Linked DNA regions of Homo sapiens: region 2 is linked to region 1. Evidence: chromatin loops called from intact Hi-C (ENCODE). Cell type or tissue: endothelial cell of umbilical vein. All regions are shown on one strand. Links, peaks and the distances in the headings refer to the core of each region. The heading gives the core; the rest is flanking DNA. Region 1 overlaps KCNT2 (potassium sodium-activated channel subfamily T member 2). Region 2 holds the start of KCNT2 (potassium sodium-activated channel subfamily T member 2).

Evidence for each region. Peaks named below come from ENCODE experiments on the same cell type or tissue, not always from the same donor. Only the 100,000 strongest peaks of a DNase experiment are listed, where the experiment ranks them.
Region 2: a loop joins it to region 1, with 1.9 times the contacts of the local background. A loop is called at or near these places in 1 of 110 quality-filtered maps.

The regions. Positions count from the first base shown.
Region 1 is chr1:196,353,870-196,356,791 of GRCh38, reverse strand. All of the region lies in intron 14 of KCNT2 (potassium sodium-activated channel subfamily T member 2), which reads left to right. LOC124904597 (LINE-1 retrotransposable element ORF2 protein-like) reads left to right here. Exons shown (of 2, transcript XR_007067045.1): 2 at 1-2,922. Among named protein-coding and RNA genes, the nearest start is that of MIR4735, 230 kb to the left of the region's middle. In endothelial cell of umbilical vein, for the core only: a CTCF peak has its summit at 1,367 (motif pointing left); a DNase peak (open chromatin) is centred at 1,371.
Region 2 is chr1:196,607,802-196,610,723 of GRCh38, reverse strand. It overlaps KCNT2 (potassium sodium-activated channel subfamily T member 2), which reads left to right and starts at 2,284. Exons shown (of 28, transcript NM_198503.5): 1 at 2,284-2,509. The coding sequence starts at 2,415. RefSeq lists an enhancer at 1,433-1,949. In endothelial cell of umbilical vein, for the core only: no CTCF peak of the experiment used is centred there; a DNase peak (open chromatin) is centred at 1,733; H3K4me3 peaks cover 1,482 bases.

The sequences.
Region 1 (2,922 bases), core at 307-2,806:
ATCTGGCCTGACTTATGTGTTTACTTTACTAAATTTGCTCTGTAGACACTAGAGTCAGAACATTGAAAAATAGAAATTAAAAATAGCAATATGATTATATAAGCAACTCTGGGGAAATTCACTGTGAAAAAATTCTTTTCTGTTATATCTTACAGGAGGAGGTCAATAGGTAGTACCTACAATAATAGGGTAGTAAATGTGGTAACATATTATTAAGAGATACCTTAAAACTCTCTGAAGTAAGCTCAGGATTTGGAAGCATGTGTTGTTAATTTTTTTTGATCAAAATTTAAGCTATGAATGAGAAAATAGCATTTAATTAAGAGTTAAAACATTATTATGGTTTGGTCATTTATTTAGTCATTTTATAAATAATCATCATATGCATCCATACTATGTAAGGTACCATGTTAGGACTTTGGGGAATATAAGCTTGAATACATTGTGATCACAAATCAGACCAATAGTCTGATTAATAGACAATTACTCAGACTAAGTGCAGGGCAGGATGAAATTTAATATTGCTTTTATATGTATTTGGAATGTATTACAAATTTCCCCTAATGGTTTTATTTTACTAATGAAGATTATTTTTAGTTATGGTAAGAATTAATTACTTGAGAAGAAATCAAATGACAACATGGAGAGACAGCAGAAATGTCCTAGTTATAATTATTTTAAAGGGCAAATGATAAAATGTAAATAACAGCAATAGGAGCTTTGTAAGTTCCTACATGTCTAAGTATTAATATTTATGGAATATATCTTGCCTGGGAAATTCACTACAATGTTTTAAACTAAAGGTACAGATATAGCAATGTAATATAAATGCACAATGGCATGAAGCACTTGAATAGAAGCGAAGCATATGGTATTCACTAAGCAAGCAGGCTGTGATCTGTGTGAGAGAGGGGAAAGTACAATGTAGCTATAAAATTTTATTAATGCTGAAGTAGAACAGTTGAAAATCAGTGAGATATAACTTATTTAATAATGGAGTTAAAGAGCTGAGAATGCAGCTCCAGTATTACAAGTGAATTTATTTTTTCACCTGACAGTTTAAAAAGTAGATGAAAAGTCTTAACACAATTTTAGGGTATTTTTTGTGTGTGGTGGTAACAGGAATTAAATGAACACTTCAAAAAACCCGTTGAGAGTTATTGAAGGAGAAACCAACGTTAAGGGCAGTGAATTTAAGCTACTTTCATGTACAATCAACTTTTAAAATCTAACTTTGGCACCTTTTTTTATTTCTCATTGAAGTAGATGCCTTTCAAAATGGTGTTCATTGTTTATGATCACTGTCAATAATGCTTGAAAACTATTTAGCATTTTCCTATTCTCTCCACTTTTGATGGCCATTTTTCTTATCCTGAAAATGGCAAACAGCTTTCCGGTTCCACCTGGTGGTAGAAAATTGATTACCATGCTTTATATTGTGTCTGCAACTTTTAATCTTAGAACTCAGATTTCTAATTTGATGCTTGGTGACCTACAATGTTGGGGCAGTTCTGCTGTTCAAGAATTGGAATTCATAAGCATCTTCCTAGTAGACCAAGGTGTCTTTTTTTTTTTATTACTTCTATCTGGAGTTCTCAAGTACTTTTCTTTCTAGATATTCTGCATCCGTACAGTCAGTTCTATCTGCAGACTTACAAGAATAAATGTTCATATAATACATAGTTATGTGTTAGCTGTTTATTTTGTAAACTCATCTGTTTTGGAAGCTTCTGTGTACCCCACATACCCCCGTACCGTAAATTATATTTACCTTTCCAATGAAACTGGCTACGATTTGTCAGAATTATTTATTTGACCTACAGTGGCTAAACTGTGGATTCCTAACATTGATAGTAAAAGCAAAATTGTAATACCATTTAAATATTTTAATTTTTAAATAAAGTTTGCAATAATTGTGAAATAATGTAATTCATGAGTGCAAAAAAACACCCTGGGAAGTATACAAACAACAAACTGATTGCAACCAAATGGACATTATTTCCATAGATTATGGAATTAAATAAAGTGCATTAATTTTAATTAGATTTAAACCCTTTGGTGACTTATTTTAGACCTTTAAAATCTCCTTGCAATCAATATAGTGAATTAATACATTTTCTTATCTTCTTCAAAATAGAATATCAATAAAGAAATTTATATTTAACTCATTAATCTTATTTAAGTACAAACTGGAATGAAATTCTTTCCCAAAAATGTCAAAATATTTCTACAGTTACGTATATGCAAAAATTTCTGTAGTTATATATATGTAAACACTTTTACTACATGGTGGAGAATGAATTATATATTAAAGTTATCTTGTGACAAGGTGCTCTTTATTCCCATTGATGCAAAGATAACTTAGTTTGATAATAAATATAAATATATAAAAGTAACTAATATGAAAATCTGTGTCAATTTTGGTGAATCTGAAGTAAATTATTTATCATCTGTTTAGCTACATTATTTAGGATCAAAGAGAACAAAATGTACTAGCAAACTAAATCCAAGGATTACAGTGTAGAGGTGCTTAAAACAATGCTGTGAAAGAGGTAGACTCCCACTAATGATTATATTTTACAATTTTAAAGGCAGTGCTTCATAACACCAAGGCTTTTCTTTAGTTTACCTCTAGTGTGATGGCATTCTTATATACATAAAGAAAATATGAAAATTAAAAAAAATAAATTCTACTTTCTAACATCTATTAATATGAATTTCACAAAAACATACAGGTTCATAAAAACGTAGGAAGTCATCAGTATAATAAGATTTTGTGCTATTTTATTAAAGTGGGACTACTTTACTGAACAGGGTAGTACAGCATATCCTGAAATAAGAACAGAGTATGCAACATATTAAGACTTCAAAATATTGTATCTAGGACAGGAAATTCCAATTAAATCCTTTATTTCTCCCTTT
Region 2 (2,922 bases), core at 284-2,783, 250 kb before region 1:
TAACAATCGATTGCTATTTTTTTTCTTTTTTCAGTGTCTTGATTTTTAGTCTGTTAATGATATGTAAATATTTCAGATTTTCTGTCATCCAAATAATACAGTTAGACTGTAACTATAAATATTAACTTGGAACATTACAAATAAAATTAATAGAATCATTTTAATAGGAGATGATAAGGTCTAAAATATAAACCAGATCTCTCTCTCTATCTCTATCTGTATAAACTAATAATGTAGCAATATTACTTTCTTATTTAGCAAAGTAATTACAAAAGTTCGTGCTAAATTATGATTTCATAAACAAACACATACCACAGGAGTGCAAGCATGGATGGAAAAAAACATGCTTAATTTCCTAGATTTAATAGCTTTTAATGCAACTCCACACCTATTTGTTGAAATGTGGCTATTTTGAAGGTCCCGTGCTAGAGGCAGCTAAGCCACAGGGAGAGGGGAAGAGTTGAAAGAAAAACGCACAGATAATCGTATAGCGGGTCAGGTTATAGTAAGCATTCCAGGCAAAATACTCACATGGGTTATGAAGGGTTCAAACAAAGGGGTTCAAAGGAAGAAGACATCATAAGAAGCTGGAAAAACCAAGAAATCTAATGGAGGATATGTAATTTGAGATGGGTCTGGAAGGATGAGTAGGATTTTGAAGACAGAGACAAACAGTATGACTTTTATTTCAACTGCTATTCTTCAGGTTTCAGTAGTCATTGTATTTCATTTGATGTTACAAGTTTTGGTAATTTCTTCCTTCATTTCTAGCTTCTTAAATAAACCCTCTGCTACATGACCTCTACTGAGCATTAATCATGCCAAATTAATCACTATTTTCTGGATAAGCCAAATATTCTAAAAAATCCCTATGCCTCTACTCATACTATTCTCTCTGCTTGCTTCACCTTTGCTCTTTTCCCTAAAGTAGGCTGCGAACGAATATAGAAGGCTTGGTTCATTTTCAATGTCTTCCTTGACCCCCACCTCGAAGAAGTATGTGTACCTCACAGGTATTTCCAAATCCCTCTGTATGTTCTTTGATTATTGTCTCTCACATCGTATCCATTTATCAAGGAACAAGCTTGTTCCTCCACACAGAGCGGTTCTTAAGTAAGGGCAGGAGAAGCCATATGGTTATCCTCCGGCCCAGGCTGTCAGGTGGTTGGTATTCGGTCTGTATATACTCTGATGCAATCAGTTTTTGAAGGAAAGAACGGTAAGCGCAAATAGAACCATAGCTTGTGTAGCAGGGTTCATGTAAGCAGTGGTTCTTACTGAAAAACAGACCCTGTTCTCTCGGGCTCACTTCTTCCTCCGTGTGAACCACTAATAGGAGGGGACCGAAGGCTGAGGCCAGGCCACCTGGAAGCCCACAACGCTGCTAGTAGCAGCGACAGCAGTAACAGCAACTCACCACTGTAAAATCCTCAGTGCGTTTCCATGTGCTTTCCCTGTCATCTAAATGCTTCTCTTCAGCGGCCTAAGGTGGCCCTTCTTTTTCCCCGAGTTCAGGGAAACACCTCCCTTCTTTCAGAATGTGAGAAAAAAATGGGATTTTCCTGGGGCTGAGAGTGGGGATTCCCTTTCCAGAAACGTGCAATTTTTTCATCCCGCCCACCTGGACTGAAGGCAATCAAAGCGAGGGAGCTCGTGGCATAGTGGAACACTCCAAGCACCCTGGCCCCCCTCCTCCCAGAGAAGGGTCTGGAGCCCCGCAATCCGCTAATTAGCTCGCCCCCATTGGTTGTCCCCAAGGCACCCCCGTGCCGTCACTGTGCTATGCTAATGAGGGGGAGTCTCATTGGCTGGGCCTCCAGCTCCATCTCCACAGGGAGATTGCGGGGAGAGCCGGGTTGGCCGCGTCTGGGGCCGAAACCCACCGCCCCCGATTCCCGCCAGCTCAGGGCTGTGCCGGATGCAAGCCCGCCCGAGGGAACAGTAGCCGGGAGGCTGCCCTCTGGGAGGATCTGGCAACTGCCTTTAAGGAAAGTGCTTCACCATCAAGCGGCGCTCACTCCCACCCCTCTCCCCTCTTTCTAGGCACCGCGCGTCTTTTTCGGCGAAGTAACTTTTTATACCCGCCTCCCCCTAGTCCTGGGGACCAGAGGCGGTGCCGAGCCTGGGGGCGGTTCCTTGGCAGCGTTGATTCTTGTCAGAGCCAGACTTTTGCTCCTGGGTTGGGTTTGCATCATCCCCATTACACCCTCGGGAAAGAGGAGCCAGCCCCCTTTCAAGCCTTAGCTTCCGGCTCCAAGCGGACCCCCTCCCCCTCCCTGTCCCCTTCCCCTTCTCCCATCCCTCTCTCGGCCACAGCGTCTTGTTAGTCCTCTCCCTGTACTCCGCAATATTTTCTTTCTTTCTCCCTCCTCTCCTCCATTTGTTGTTTGATGTTTCCCACTCTTTGAGGAAGGATGGTTGATTTGGAGAGCGAAGTGCCCCCTCTGCCTCCCAGGTACAGGTTTCGAGATTTGCTGCTAGGGGACCAAGGATGGCAAAACGACGACAGGTGAGTGGTGTGGTGGAGGATTGTTCTGTAAATATTGCTGAAAAAGAGACGGAAATGGGAGGGCCGAAGTGGGGAAAGGAGGGAGAAAAGGAAAACGGAGCCAGAGAGGGAGACTAGGCTGGGGGAGGGAGTAAAAGAGACTCTGATTTGTCTCTCCATTTTGACTCTATATAACTGTTGCTATAGATAAGGAACTCTTTTTCTTTACACTTTTCTTATTCTTGCAAGGTATTTATTGCATTCATTTGGTGCTTATTCTTTTGTCTATCTGTGCTTTTCTAGGATGTGTATAAGGCTGGTATCAGAGGTACAATACACCCAAATGGTATGCAATATCATTTCCAGAAAATTTGCATTTTTTCCTTAGGTGTGGTTAATCAAACTCAAAATTGCATGCAAGTTGTTTGAAAAAG